Regions from separate parts of the Homo sapiens genome. Here region 2 is linked to region 1. A link is an interaction called in ENCODE POLR2A ChIA-PET data of the cell type or tissue named here. Cell type or tissue: PC-3. All regions are shown on one strand.

The links. Peaks named below come from ENCODE experiments on the same cell type or tissue, not always from the same donor. Only the 100,000 strongest peaks of a DNase experiment are listed, where the experiment ranks them.
Region 2: POLR2A ChIA-PET joins it to region 1 with 5 read pairs; 4 of 35 experiments call an interaction of 5 or more read pairs at or near these places.

What each region holds. Positions count from the first base shown.
Region 1 is chr2:58,729,962-58,737,961 of GRCh38, forward strand. The region is part of intron 2 of LINC01122 (long intergenic non-protein coding RNA 1122); the gene reads left to right. Among named protein-coding and RNA genes, the nearest start is that of LINC01122, 210 kb to the left of the region's middle. In PC-3, no CTCF peak of the experiment used is centred here; a DNase peak (open chromatin) is centred at 4,520; H3K27ac peaks cover 651 bases.
Region 2 is chr2:58,559,695-58,567,694 of GRCh38, forward strand. All of the region lies in intron 1 of LINC01122 (long intergenic non-protein coding RNA 1122), which reads left to right. Among named protein-coding and RNA genes, the nearest start is that of LINC01122, 43 kb to the left of the region's middle. In PC-3, no CTCF peak of the experiment used is centred here; no DNase peak of the experiment used is centred here.

The DNA of each region.
Region 1 (8,000 bases):
AAGTCTACTTTATTTTTTTTTCACCACTTCTCAATTTGCTTTTGCACTTATTTTCCTGTGCTTACAAGTCATCCTTTATTATAACTGATATATGAGCTGACACCTAAAATCAAATCTTGTTTAGCCATTCTTTTGTTGATTTCGATTGTCCAGCTAGTATGCATATTGAGGGTAAGAAGGCCTTTTCTCCTGCATTTCCTATAGAGCTGGGCACACAATAGTTAGTCAATACATAGTTCTTTTAATTGATTGTCAACTTGTTTATCCTTGCTATAAACCAGCATGAGAAGAGGGGCGCAAGTCAATTTAACAACTACTTAATTATTTTCAATTAGATGCTGCATTGCGGAGAAATAGGGAACCCCCCCAAATGAGGAAAAAGTTGTGATGCAGAAAAAAAATGAGTGCAAAATAACTACTGCCATGTAATTTGAGAAATAGAAACACAGGGCATCCAAAAGATGGGGAAAAAATACATCTGGTTTGGAAAATTAGAAAAAATGAATGATATTGTTTCTATTACAATGGACACTGTCAGTTGCATTTTATCCATCTCGAGTTCAACTGCTTTATCATCAAATACAACTGAAAACTGCACCAGACTTATTTGGAAATGGAAGGCTGGACCTCATTCTTGTATGCATTGGTAGGGCATGCCTTCTGTATCATTTGGAATCCAGGTACTTACACTGATGGGGCCCCTTATGACATGGACTTCTCTTCACACAACATATTTCTTTAGAAGTAAATCTCATAATGCAAATATATTTGTATTTAAATTTAGATGTGCTTATGTTTTAATTTTTAAAAAGCTAACAGATGTGTAGAATGGAAAAGTGAAGAGTACACTTTAAAAAAATCATCTGTGATCATTCCAGTGCCCATGCAGAGGTGTTTAACATTCCTCCCTCTGCACATCTCTCTGACCCAACACGACTCTGTGAGCATTTGCTCCCTTATCTCTCCCATCAGCCTCTGTTCAGTTACCTTTCAGTATCGTTCACACTATACATAGTCTTTTACCAAGGAACATAAATCTTTTTCCTGTCTCAACAAAAAAGTGCTTGGTGTAATCATGCACCACCAGCACTAGCCACATTTTGCTGATCCTTTTTTTTTTTTTTATTTTAAACTACTAGGAATTAAATTAGTTTTGCCATATTGTTCCCACGAATAATTTTTGTCTCCCCTTTGAAGATAAACTATACCTTCTTCCTTTTCTTTATTGAGTTAGGGGGAAAAAGATTTGAAAAGATTTGTAATTAAACTTATTACACACTTCAATAAACTAATCTATCATGAATCACTCTTTAACAAATTTGACATCTGTAATAAAACTTTGCTTTTACATACTTCTTTATGTCAGCCCAGATCTTTTAATATTCTTAGTGAGGGAGCCAAAATAATGATAGACTCTTTGTCAGTACAATTAGCATAAATGCCCTGAATAATTGGAAAACATCTACACTTTAAACTTCACTGTGGCCCATTTTGTCTTAGCATTTTGATCTTTCTTTTTTCGCGGGAGGAGGAATAAGCCAGTATGTTCCTCTTTTCTTGATCCTAATGTGAAATTCTGTTTCTGCATATCTAAATACATATCTGACTCAACCCCTTAGAAACTTTGCCCACATCTTTATCTCCTTCCCCATTCACTAGCTTCCCCACTCTGTAAAGTTAAAAAGAATTATGAGTGTCAGCCAAGAGAATGCTGGGCTGCGGAAGTGTGTGATTTGAAGATGTTGATGATAAGCACGGAGAATTACAACTACCCTCTTTAACTAGAATGCCATGTGTTTTCCTCACCACCTACAAAATCCCACTGGCAACTTAGAGGCATAGTGTTTTGTTTGGGTCTGTATCTTACTTTTCAATATGCTGTAATAGAGCAAGCATGTTCAATATATGAGGCAATTAATTTAAAAAATATTTAGCTCATGTACTTTGGAAAGAAATCAGCTCAATTCAGAAATATTATAACAGTTCTAAAATCCCACTCTCTAAGACAAAAGAGGGCTAATTCAGAGTCTGAATAACGAAGATTGTTAAGAGATGTGTTACCTAAAATGCCGGTGAGATTAATTTCTTCAGCAACTTTCAGGATACTTGACAGCCTTTACACAAATAAATATAAGAGCTATTTTACATAATAGGTAGTTAATATATGGAATGCAGTACCTAAAGTAAAAGAAAAATAGCTTTATAATAGATTTAATTTTATTCACTAATTTGAAGTTGATTCTGTAGAGAACCACTACACCGTCCTATAAAAATACTCCCCACCCTTAGTTTTATAGCTAGAAAGAGGGTACTGAACTAAATTGACAGTGGTTAAGTATTGTGGTTTATTTATTCTGTTATTTTCAGTTAGTTATTAAGAGACTTGCTAATAATTCTTGTCTCATTTATTGTGTCTTTATGGAATGTTTTTAGAGTACAAATGGGTGTTTAATTTTTCATAAGAATCTTTGAATTTATAAACAAAACATTTTAAAGATGGATCTAAAATTAAGGTGGCTTTAAACTCTGTACTAGCTGTAAGGCATCAATGTCTATAAACAAAGTCAGTCCAGGTGCTATTTAGAGTTAGGGTTCATCAGTAAGCACAGGTTTACTCAAATTTTCTTTTCTTCTTTCTTCAAAGTATAATGAAAATGGTCAAGAGCTATGCATCAAACACATTGTTAGATGCTTAGGGACATAGCAAATTGGTAGAAAATAAAATTTCTCCCCACAAGATTTCCAATCTGATTACAGAGAAGGCCCAAAGCATAGTGGATTATGATCCAGCTACAAGTGGCACATCCAAACAGAATTAGGAGGAGGAACAATGATTTGGTGTAAAGTAGTTTAAAAACAAATTCTGGAGAAGGAAGAATGTGAACCAGGTCGAGGAGGAAGAGTAGGTAGGAAACATTGCAATGCAGGGCAGAAGAGAGCAGAGTGAAGTGGCATGCAAACAGTATAAGGAAAATGTGTAGGCATGGATTGTCATGAATACGGGAATGATGAAAAGAACTCTGGACTAAAATCAGAAGAGGTAAGTTTTAAATATTGCCTCTGATATTCTGCTTGTCCATCTATAAAATGGGAATATTTATACCTACTTTGAATGTCATACAGAGGAGTTTATGGCTGAAAAATATACTTGTGAAAGTGTCTTGTAAGTTGTAGATCTGAGTTTTATTGTTGTGTTCATTGTTATGCGTATGATGTTTGTGGAAGCAGGGTTGGAGAGAAGTGGAACAGGAGGCCTAAGAAAGCCATTGCCAGTGGAGAGGAATTTAGACTTGCTTCAGGAGATAGAACTAGCCACAGGAAAAATTATGAAGTTCAATTAAATTCCAGTAATATTTACTGATATTGTAATATGTGGTAGTGGTAGAGATTGGTAGAGATTGAATGTGGAGAAGACAGATGTGGGCCCTGCCCTCCCTGAACTTATGATCTTAAGATATTTTCCCCAGCACCCTGTCCTAGTGCCAAACCTACAGAACCTTAAGCATGACCACAATATTACCCATCTGAAAAGTATTGTCTTAAATCATAACCTCTTGAAGCTTTAAGCATATTGGAAAAAAATGACTAGGTATTACATAACATAAAAATGCCAGGTGCTTGGGGAATAATACTAAGCTTTTTACTGAGGAAGTAACACAATACAAATGATATTTGAGGAATATTAGTTAGTTGGGAGTGTGAAGAGCATATTATTGAGAAGTATAGCCCAGAAATTTACTGCTTCCTGAATATCTGAGTGCTTTTCATATATCCCAGGGTCTTTTCCAACTAGCAGCACCATGTTACTAATTCTGGATAATGGGCTGTGAACAGGTGTATTTCATTTCCAGACAACAGTTTTAAGGGTTCGTGCATGGCCATCTAGGTTCTTCTTACCTAGTATGGCAACCCAGGAGGTTTCCACTTGTGGTGGCAGAGACCCAAGATGGAAACAACTTGTGTCTCTGAATTACTTAACACAGGGAGCTGCTTTGAAGATACTCTTGGAACTGCAGCAGACTCTGTGAGCATGAACTTACCCTCTCTCACCTTAAACTGAGTCCTATCCTGACTCTTCCAGAGAAATAGGCTGCTGACAATAACATCTGCTAAATGACAGGAATATTATTTTGGGGATGAGATGATACAGCTTAAGAGCTGGGGAATGCCTTGAATGCTCTGCTTACAGTTCCCAGTCCTTACATGTCACTTTCTTCAACCTCTTACCTGTTAAAAGAAGGCTGCAGGTTGAAAACAAATAAAACAGATTTTTTGTTAGTCTTTTCAAGATTATATACAAAAAATAAAAACAAAGACAGCAAATAAACTGAGAATCAAATCCCAAGGATGGTAGTTTGGTGCATAAAGTTATGTTCTCTGAGGGAAGACATAAATGTTGGATTATAATATCTGCACTGGAATATTCCACTGAAGCTTTCTTATGTCCAGGTTTTCTTTTGATGACTAAGTGTGCCAGCAATGACTCTGACATCTACTGCTATGTCATGTGGGCTTTGTTTACTGTATGAGCAATTTCTCAATGAAGAGAGGCATTTCAATTATTCCCAGTAGCTGTGTGCCTGTTGACACCTTGATGCTGTATAGGAAAGAGTGAGTGAGCTTTAGCCTCTGGAGCCAAACACATTTTATCAAGAAACAGTTTCAGCAATTGACTCTCATCTGGTCATGTTACTTATATCTTGTTATCTCTCAAGGGCCCTGTAATTAAAGCAGGTGTGTGTCCTCTTAAATTACACATGTGGCAACTGTAGACATTGTAGTAAGTTTTAACGGGAGTCCCTAATGACCTGCAGATTCAGTAATTACAGTGAAGCCACTGGTGTGAGTGTTTGGCCAGGGAGAGTGTCAAAATGGGCAAATATATTCCAAAGTGATGGGCTTGAAGGATGTAACCTAACAGAACCAGGAGACTTTTCAAACAAAATCACAAAGATCTCTCCCTCCCTCCCTTCCTCCCTTCCTCCCTCCCTCCCTCCTTCCTTTGTTCCTTCCTTCCTTCCTATTTCCTCCCTCCTTCTCTCTCCTCTCTCCCTCCCTGTCTATAAATAGACTAAAGCAGAATTTGAATTTAGATGTTTTCACAATATTCAATGTAACAAGTAAGAGGCCTTCTTGCTATTTTAATAGCTAATATTTTAATAATCAAGTGACCCAAAATTGTTTTTATGGCAGTTTGGAGGCTACTTTTTATGTCTTAATTGGGTAAAGGTCATGTTCCACAATTCTTGAAAGTTGTGGAAAGGTAAAGACAATTGAGGAGGAAGGAAGAAAGTGTTGAGGTGAGTGAAAAGAAGGTAAGAAGGAATATGTGACAAACAGGACCCAAAAGGAAGAACCAGAGGAGGAGTGATGGTATTTTTCTTGAGGCAAATGGAGAAGGGGAAAATAAAGACCTTCCTCTGAATACATGTGTTTTGCGAAGGTAATTCCACCTAAAGAATAGCAGCACTGTGGCTATGTTCAATGTTCTTATATTTACTTTTTAAGAGGAACATAAAACAACCTTCTCAAGTTATTCTAGAGCAAGAAATATGTAGTAGATGTTACTGGTTCCCTCGGTCCCCTTATTTATAGAAAGCAACCCTTGTGCATTTGGATGGCTTCTGACCTCAAGCTCCTTTCAGTTTCTCTACTTCAGGGAATTCTCTTAGGCCAGTGGTCCCCATTCCCCAGGCCATGGACGTGGACCAGTACCAGTTAATGACCTGTTAGGAGCCAGGCTGCACAGCAGGAGGTGAGCAGAGGGCCAGTGAGCATTACTACCTGAGCTCCTCCTGTCAGAACAGCAGGAACAATTGATTCTCGTAGGAGCAGGGACCCTCTTGTGAACAGTGCATGCGAGGGATCTAGGTTATGCACTCCTTATGAGAATCTAACTAATTTCTGATGATCTGAGGTGGAACAGTTTCATCCTGAAGCCATTCCCCGCACACCCCTTTAATGGAAAACATTTCATGTTTCATGGAAAACATTTTTTCCATGAAAATTGTCCCTGGTGCCAAAAAGGTTGGGGATCCCTGTCTTATGCTTTAGCTTTTTTAGCCCCAATTAGATGCAGCCTTGATGTATGGGGGAGAAGCTCTCAGGGTTGGGGCAACTATCAATTATGGGCTGTGACAGAGGCTGAATGCCCCAGCCTTCTGTCTTGCTGTAGTTCCAATAAAGTTCATTTCTACTTGGCTCCTGAGGGACTCCAGTGGGAATAAGCCTCAGATGTCCACAGTGATAATCAGCTCAAAACTCATCTTGACTAGCTTTGCTTCCTTTCTGAACTCTCTCTGCTCCTTCACTTTGGCTTCCTGGGATTCCATCCAAATAACCTCAGTTCACCAAACCCTTGTTTCAGTTTTGGCTTTGAGGGAATCCAAATTAAGATACACTATTTTCATCATAAAATGTTTTTCAAACTCAACTCTCCTGTACATTTTATCTACATTTTTTTATTTTTATTTTTATTTTATTTTTATTTTTTTGAGATGGAGTTTCACTCTTCTTGCCCAGGCTGGAGTGCAATGGTGCAGTCTTGGCTCACTGCAGCCTTCGACTTCTGGGTTCAAGCGATTCTCCTGTCTCAGCATCCCAAGTAGCTGGGATTACAGGTGCCCACCACCACACCTGGCTAATTTTTGTATTTTTAGTAGAGACAGGGTTTCACCATGTTGGCCAGGCTGATCTGGAACTCCTGACCTCAGGCGATCCGTCCCCCTTGGCCTCCCAAAGTGCTGGGATTACCGGTGTGAGCCACCACGCCAGCCCATTTTATCTATTTTTAAAAATGTTTTTGGAATAAGTTGCATTGAAATATACAAGACACAGAGAACCTTAGAGGATGGAAATCAGAATGATGAGATAAGCTCTTCCCCTTTCTACACCTTTTTTTTTATTGGGCAGGCTAGATGCTCACTGGTACTTTCAGGGTTATTATCAGAAGTGCTAATTGGTTAACACATACACAGTTTATTGTACCATTACAGGGGAAAATGTATTATTTTTATTTCTTTTTCCTGAGCCCCCACAACTGTTGAGAACTGTTTAACCTCTAAGTTATTAACGATTTTTTTTTTCTGTAGAGATGACAATGGCTGATGATTTCTGTGTCCTTAGGGCAAGGGTAAATCTTGGTGTGCAGCCTGAACCAAACAGATAAATATAATTATTATTTCTGTATATTTGATGATGAAAGGGTTTCAGGCTCCACAGACTGATCTTTCTGTCGACAACTGTGTATTGCCGAAATTTTGATTAAAGGCTCACTGAAGTAGTTTATCAGTATTTGTTTGGTTTCAGGAAGTAAAATATGTGAGCTCAATATGAATGACAGACTACATCCATCGAGAGCATTTGTTTCTTCAGTCTGGGAAACTCAAAATCCTTGCTGTAGATAATGTATGAGGAAGATATTTTCTTTTCCCAGATTTGCATAGAGCTCAATAGTCCCCTGATTCCAGACATATTATGTTCTGTAGTAGCTTTCCTTGCCTCCATCTTCCTCCTGCAAATGTGAATCTGCTAGAATACAGACATCATTTAAAAAATAATTTAAACCCTTCAAATCCTCCTGTCTGGAAAATGTGTATACAATTTGTAACAGAGAAGCCCAAAGTGCTGCTGAAGAAAGCCAAAATATTTTGCTGACTTTTTGAAGAGATCATTTCTAGGCAAGGGAAAAAAATACTGATCTTGATAAAAGGAGAAAGAAAGTGAAAAAGCAGGTTCTGATTTTTAAGTTATTCCATAGAATATAGGCAATTCTTTTGCATTTTAAGAAATTACTTTAAAGATACTAAATGGGTGAGAAGGAGAAAGACATTGCAATAGCCCTTCATTGTTTTGAGTCAAAGAAACTAAACTTAGGGGCACTATAATAAATTTGATGTTTTCTCTGTATGTCTGAGAGAAAGACACAAAAGAGAAGGTGGGAGGGGAAAGAAAGGAAGGACGAGGGGAGAGAGGAAGAGAAAGAGAAAGGAGAGAACACA
Region 2 (8,000 bases), 170 kb before region 1:
TGTGTTAATGCCTATCTTATAATATACAATATATATTTCTTATTGTTAATTTGTTGATATTTATAAAAAAGCTGGCTATTCCAATTAGTAATTCTGAATTTAAAAATAAGATATTATTAAAACAAAAACAAATTATCAGATACTGTTAATTCTGAAATTCTACTGCTGTCATTTACAAGGTGTATGGTGTGCCATGATGTTTGTTAACATCAAAATTAATCAGACACTTCTTCTTGGCTCACCTCACTGATCAGAGGGCAAAAAGGCGGGGATTGGGGGAGCTCCTAAAGGAGAACACTAGCAGACAAAAAGAAAAGTAATTTTATTTTTAGTGATGAGATGGTTTGATCATTGGTTGTGGCTTAGTGGTTTAGAGATGGAAGGATAGGTGCATAATTTATAAATAAATGATAAGTACCTATACTCATATTTTTTAAAGCATTCTACTTCCATGCAGAATTCCATTTTCTGAATCCCACCCACTGCTTGTCCACCTGCAAGCACCAGACCGAGAGGAGGCCACTCCTATTCTCAGGCTTGTTAATATTAGATACAATATAATATTACATACAAGGGACAGGGATGTTACATTTAGAGAGAGTTAAGATTTCAAGTTTCCCAACAAAAGTAGAAAAAACAAACATTCCATCCTCAACTTTAGCTTTTAAAGATGTTGTAGAAGTATATGAAGAAATGGAGAAAGGATGGTGATAGTAATAGAATGGTTCTGCTAGTGATAACATGCTTGTTTTTAACTTTATATGCACCCACTTTAAATCCCCAATTGAACATTTCTAGTGGCTACTTGTTTTCTTGTAGAAATCTGGTATTTCCTGATTATCCCGATTATTGACAGAGTTTTTAGATGTGTCCTTACCATGGATGACAGTATTAAATCACTGTAGATATGCCGTCATCGTCTTTAGGGCCAGTCATTACTATCCCAAAAAAGAGAGATAAATAAAGGAGAGGAATGGCAGTGAGTCATTAGACCCTCTGCAGAGAAACTACTTACCAACATTGCTTTCATGAACTTTCCTTGTCAATGGGCTAGCAAAAAGAACAATGCTAGCCATTCACATAGACATGGAATTTGTGAATTTCTGAAGATTGGGGATTATTTCCAGTCCTGTTTTGGATTTTCATGAGCCATTAACTATTCTCTCTCTCTCTGTAAAGTATACATGCAAAATATGCAATGTTAAACATATTTGTTAAATGTATATATGTTAAAGATATGTTAAATGTGTTCATATATGTATTCATGTATTCATATATTCATGTATTCATATATAAACATGTATTCATATATTCATGTATTCATATATAAACATGTATTCATATTTTCTCATGATGTGTTAAATAGACATTATTCAATATATATTAAATAATATATGTGTAAGATATATCTGTCTATCCATCCATCCATCCATCCAACCATGTATCTCCTTGAAGTGTGAGATTAATAAATGGCCATATTTCTTTCCGTTGTTATGTTAGGACTTTACAAAATATATGGTGTTTGAGAGTGATGGGGAATTGGTGTGGGAATTTGCCAGGATAAATACTTCCAGGATAGGTTGGAATATGGGAAAAATGGCAAGTGTGGGAAAGAGTAGAGAGTTACCAGATATTTCGTAGCAATTGAGACAATCTGTGTTATGAACAAAATTACTCATTTGTATACTTCAGTTATTCTTCTGTTGAGTATAGATAATAATATTTCTTATCTCACTTGCCCCAAGCTGCCGTTCCCAAACAGCTGCCATATACTAGGTCTCTTGCAGTTTATGACATCCAGAGGCAGAAAAAACGAATGCCTTTTTTTTTTTTTTTTTTGAGACGGAGTCTCACTCTGTCGCCCAGTGGTGAGATCTCCCCTCACTGCAAGCTCCGCCTCCCGGGTTGACGCCATTCTCATGCCTCAGCCTCCCGAGTAGCTGGGAGTACAGGCGCCCACCACCAAGCCTGGCTAATTTTTTGTATTTTTAGTAGAGACGGGGTTTCACCGTGTTAGCCAGGATGTTCTCGATTTCCTGACCTCGTGATCGGCCCGTCTTGGCCTTCCAAAGTGCTGGGATTACAGGCGTGAGCCACCGCGCCCGGCTGGAATGCGTCTGATTTTTGTACCATTTAAAGAGGTGAAAAGCTCCCCTAGAAATCTCCCTGTAGATGCTCCCTGGTATTTCTTTGGCCAGAATCGTGGCACCTGCCAGTGTTTGAACCAGACACTTACATGAGGGATGTGTTTTTCTGAGGCAGCAAAAGAGAAGACATTGCTCAGTTCAGAACAAGAAAGGGCAGTCTTCTAAAGCTTTTTGTCCCGCAGTTTCAAATAAGAAAAAACCTTCTGACCCATAAGAGTTAGGAATTTTGTACAGAGTCATTACAAATGTTGTCATCTAAATCCTGTTTGATGCAGAAAGGTGTCAGTGGCTTTAAAATTTTTTCAGTTTAAGTCATTCAGAAATTCTTTCGAAGTATATACATTGATAAGACAAAAACAGTCTACCACCTTATCTCCTAGATAAATCCAGATTCTGAATCTGTTTCTACCACCGTTTCCCAATTAAACAGCCAAAAAAGTCATTCCTTAGAATGGATTAATGACCTGCAAAATTCCATTTAAACATAGCCATTCTTGAGTTTTATTAGTGGAAAAATACAAACTGGTCTGTGGTCATGGATTATTACAGATTCACTCCAGACTGCTGAATTGAACTCTGATGAACCTGCGACACTCTCCATTAAACCTCAAAATGAGCTTTCTCTTAATTGGGGAGTAGGAAGGGAAAGTAAACTAGTGGCTGGTAAATGCCAGACTTGTGAATCATTTCTTTATTTTGGACAAGAGTGTTGAAACGTTTTTAGATGTGCATGGAATTAAAAGAGAACAGGGTGGGGAAAGGAATTTATTTATTTATCAAGCCCTACACTTTTTCTGGGCAAATGTATGCATGGTATTTTTTAGACCTCAATATAATGCAAGAGGAAAGTAGTATTGTACTCATTTTTAGAGGATAAAATTGATTCTAGGAAGGTTAAGTGACTTGTGCCAGGCTAAATAATTAGTAGTGGCCCTAGGATTGAAACAAAAGCATTCTATAGATATTTATTGAGTTAAGCTCTAGCTACTAATATCTATCTATCTATCTATCTATCTATCTATCTATCTATCTATCTATCTATATAGTGAAAGAACCAGACATGATCTTTGTCTTTCTGGGGCTTATGGTTTAGAGGGGAAAACTAATATTAAAAAAAAAAAACTTCATGTAAAAATATATGTGATTATAAAGTTTGATAAGTATTATGAATAAAAAGTTCAGGGGGACATAATTTTCCTTGGAATGTCAGAATATGTAAGTAGGGACCTGAAAAATGAGGAACTATTATCTAGGTGAAGAATGGAGATAATTCTGTTCCCTCCAAGGAAATGGCCTATGTCAAGGCTCCAAGTAGGACATAAAAACTGACTGGAATAACCAGAGCATAGTAATTGAGGATGGTGTGATGAGGCTAGAAAATAGGCAAGGACCAGATTTTTATAGAGCTTTGGAAGACATGATACGGATTTAGATTTTTATCTAAAATGCAGGTCGGCCTGGCACAGTGGCTCATGCCTGTAATCCCAGCACTCTGGGAGGCTGAGGTGAGCAGATCACCTGAGCTCAGGAGTTCAAGACCAGCCTGGCCAACATGATGAAACCCCATCTCTACTAAAAATACAAAACTTAGTCAGGCATGGTTGCAGGCACCTGTAATCCCCACTACTTGGGAGGCTGAGGCACGAGAATCTCTTGTACCCAGGAAGCAGAGGTTGCAGTGAGCCGAGATTGTGACACTGCACTCCAACCTCACAACAGAGTTAAGACTGTGTCTCAAAATAAAATAAAATAAAATGCAGAGGAATACCATTGAAGCAGGGCAATGTCATAATTAAGATTCACAAAATCATACCTGTTGCTATGTAAGAAATGGATTAGAGGGGTTTCTTTCATATCTAGATCATACAACAAACACTTTTAATCATAATTATATGTTTCTAGTGTTGTTAGTTAAATGAATGAAAGAATAAATGAATAATTGGATCTGCAGATAAAATGTAGAACAACGCTTTAAAAGACAAATGAATTTTTGTTAGTCAGCACCAGAGAGAGAATTACCTACTAACATGGCTCTGAGAAAGTATTATAATATGGTTCTAAAGATAAAATTTACCTACCTCACATTTTTTATTTCTTTTTTCCTACTCTTATATATTAATATTAGGTTGGTGCAAAAGTGCTTTAGAGATTGAGCTTTTCAGAACTCTCTGCTTAAATTAAATGTATTTCCTTTTTAGAAACTTTAGCTTTCTTTAAGTTAAAGTTTCCTAATGCTGAATACCTAACAACCTGATAAAATTATTTTAGAGTTGAAGGAATCAAGAGCTCAAAATATGCCTTCACCCCACAGGTTTTCAAATTCAGAATGATAGCTGCTCAGTGTGTATTTATGTGCTTGCCAGTATATACTAGATATATTTAAAGTTTTTTAGTTCTTTTCCCTCTAAGCAGAGGCATTAATGGGCTATTATTGTTATAATGGGTGTATTGGTGGTTTATGAAGAAATTACTCTTAGGGGTATATGCATATTCACTTGTATATAAAGACAAACATTGACCCTCAAGGTGTCCATTTACATTTTAGGCTTTTCAGCTTCCTGACTTACAAGGGAACTATCAATATATTTAAAAATAAACAAAGAAATAACAGAATTGGAAGTCTACATAAAAGATCACCTAACCCACTGCATGGTTTGGATGTGTCTCTCAAAATTTGTGTGTTAATTCCAAATGCAACAGTGTTGGGAGGTGGAAACTAATGGGAAGTGTTTAGATCAGGAGGGCTTTGCCCTCATGAATAGATTAATTCTACTATGAAAAGGGTTTGAGGGAGTGGGTTCACTCTCTTTTGCTCTTCTTCATGTGAACACCCAGTACCTTGATCTCGGACTTACCAGCCTCCAGAACAGTGATAAATAAATTTCCGTTTTTAAAAATAATTTACCCAGCCTGTGGTATTCTATGATAGCAATAAAAAACAAACTAAAACACCCACCATGTTTATATTTCAAGCAGAGAAGCTTTTGTAAGGAGTTGGGCTCCTTTTTTGTTGTCATCGAGGAAAGACAGTGTCTCTCCCCACTGGTCACTGAGGATCTGTAATAATCTCCTTGAGAGCAGGTCACTATCTGAAGTAGAATATCATTTGGCCTTGTACACCTTGAGACCCCTGTGGTGATCAGACATTTGAATATGCTATCCTCTCTGTCTGGAATGTTTTCTTCTCTCCTTTTCACTTCATACTCATCCTTCAAAATGCAGTGATCTTATTTTTCTAGGGCAGTCTTCCCTGAACTCTCTTTTATGTTAAATTAGATTATACTATCTTTTGGGGCCCTCTGAGTACCATGGAATTTATCACAGCTGAAACTTTACAAATATTTGTGTGGTTATTTGATTAATATTTAGTTTGTGAGCTCCTAAGGTAAATAACAGCTCAATGACAGTGACATCCAGCATATATGAATGCAACCAAGGAAAGGCAATTAATATCTTCACCAGTTTCACAATAAAACAGTATTTTAAAAATATTTCTTTTTTTTTTTTTTTTTTGAGACGGAGTTTTGCTGTTGTTGCCCAGGCTGGAGTGCAGTGGCGCGATCTTGACTCACTGCAAACTCCCCCTCCCGCTTTCAAGCGATTCTTCTGCCTCAGCCTCCCAAGTAGCTGGGGTTACAGGTGCCAGCCACCATGCCCAGCTAATTTTTTGTATTTTTAGTAGAGACAGGTTTTCACCATGTTGGCCAGGCTGGTCTTGAACTCTTGACCTCAGGTGATCTGCCTACCTCAGCCTCACAAAGTGCTGGGATTACAGGCTTGAGTCACCATGCCTGGCTTAAAGATGTTTCTTATCAAGATTAAGTTTATTACAAAAGATGTCTCATTATTAGAATGCTATAGAAATTCCTTCCTTTTTTTACTTATTTATTTATTTTTGAGACAGTCTCGCTTTGTCACCCAAGCTGGAGTGCGGTGTTGTGATCATGGCTCACTGCTGCCTCAACCTCCTGGCTGCAAGTGATCCACCCACCTCAGCCTTCCAAGTAGCTGGGAGTACAGGCATATGCCACCATGCCTAGCTAATATTTTAAATTTTTGTGGAGATGGCATCTTGCTATGTTGCTGAGGCTGGCCTTGAACTCCTGGGTTCATGCCATCCTCTCATCTTGGCCTTCCAAAGTGCTGGAATTACAGGTCTGAGCCACCATGCCTGGCACCTTTCTCCTTTTCAAATAAATCAACTAAAGTCATGAAAATCGAAGTCTTTTAGCAGTTAATTTCAGTGTCTTGTCTGCAACCCACACTTAGAATTATGTTTTACATAATGACCGTAAACCTGCGAATATGAATAAAAGTTTTATGAAAAACTTCCATCATACTATACAATCTCCCACTGTATTGTAATAAAGGATGCTGATCATAAACCCCCAAACTGATGTACCTTCCATCAATGGGTTGTGATGCAATGTTTGAAAAGTACTTAAAGTGTTTATCTAATTGGGATTCTTCTCTATTACAAAATAGATAACTGAAAATTTAAATTATCTACCCATTGATAGTGTTACATATGCTTTTTTATTTTCTTCTTTATAGTATTCTGTATTGTCTACTTACTAAAATTAAATATATTGCATTTGTACTCAGAAACTAAGTTTAGGGAAATAAAGTTCCTTTTCAGTTATTACTTTGTTACTGCTAAAATATATACTTTTTTGATATTCTAACAGTCTAAATCTTTGCTTTGCTTTTCACTAACTTCTCAGCTCACACTAGTCTCATCTCAACAAAGATTTCTCTTTTTTGAATCTTCATAAAATCCTCCAGCTTCCAATTTGTATCTGAAGAGCTATTACATAAAACTGATTTCCCAGTACTTGTTTGGCAAAGCCTCACTTATATCCAATATTTAGATACTCTGAAGACAAGTACTGTGGGTGTCATTCACAATTTAGATTATCAACTTCTGGCCAGGAAATTCACTTTATTGCAGTATGTATAGTGCAAAGTACTTTGTGTTGTTTGTGTTTAACATTGTTTGTTAGTATCATTATCAACATAGTAATGTTATAAATAGCATTGTCAGAAACTACAACAGTCACTAAGATAACAGCCTTAACACCAGTGGCATGTACAGTATGCCATTATATTAATTATCACAATGGATCTGACAGGCTGCTCCTAAGAATTCACAGTAGTGAGTAGTTTATGATTTTAAACTCAAGAGGAAAACTGGAGAATACATCAATCCTAATACACTGTTGTCTCTGTGAACCTCCCTCTTTTTCTCAGTTTTAAAAAATAAAGAGGAAAATGATAAACTATTACTGAACCACATTCATTAATGGAATTAAATAAGTTGTTAGCTCTGTAATAAAGAAATGTGACAAAGAGTACATAATTTTTTTGCTCTATAATTTGATCATTGTCATTTGGCTGGATACAAGTAGTTCATCAGAAGGAAATTGTGCGTACCCAACAAGGTAAAGCTGTGAAAGAAAAGAGAATGTTGCATATTTATATTTATATTTCTAAATATGATTCCATTGAGAAAATATTTTCCTCTGTTGGGGAAAGGAATGGCATGTCATCTCTAAGCTGGTTTTATAATTTGGTATGTTGTAGATTCTGTAGTCATGAACATTAGGAGTGGGATAAAAGTCACTATCACTGCAATGTCCTCCCAATCTAAATAGTAAAACTGAACTTAACAAAAGGATATTTTTCCCTGTGGTATAAATTAAAAGTTGATTGTAATTCATAAAATGAACTTCTAATACTGCTTCTGAAAGCTTTATGTATACATGGATAATTTACTTATTTATTCCTATAGCACTGGACAGAAATGAATACTCAAAGTGTCCTCAATGTTTAGGGGTTCCTACAGAGTATAAA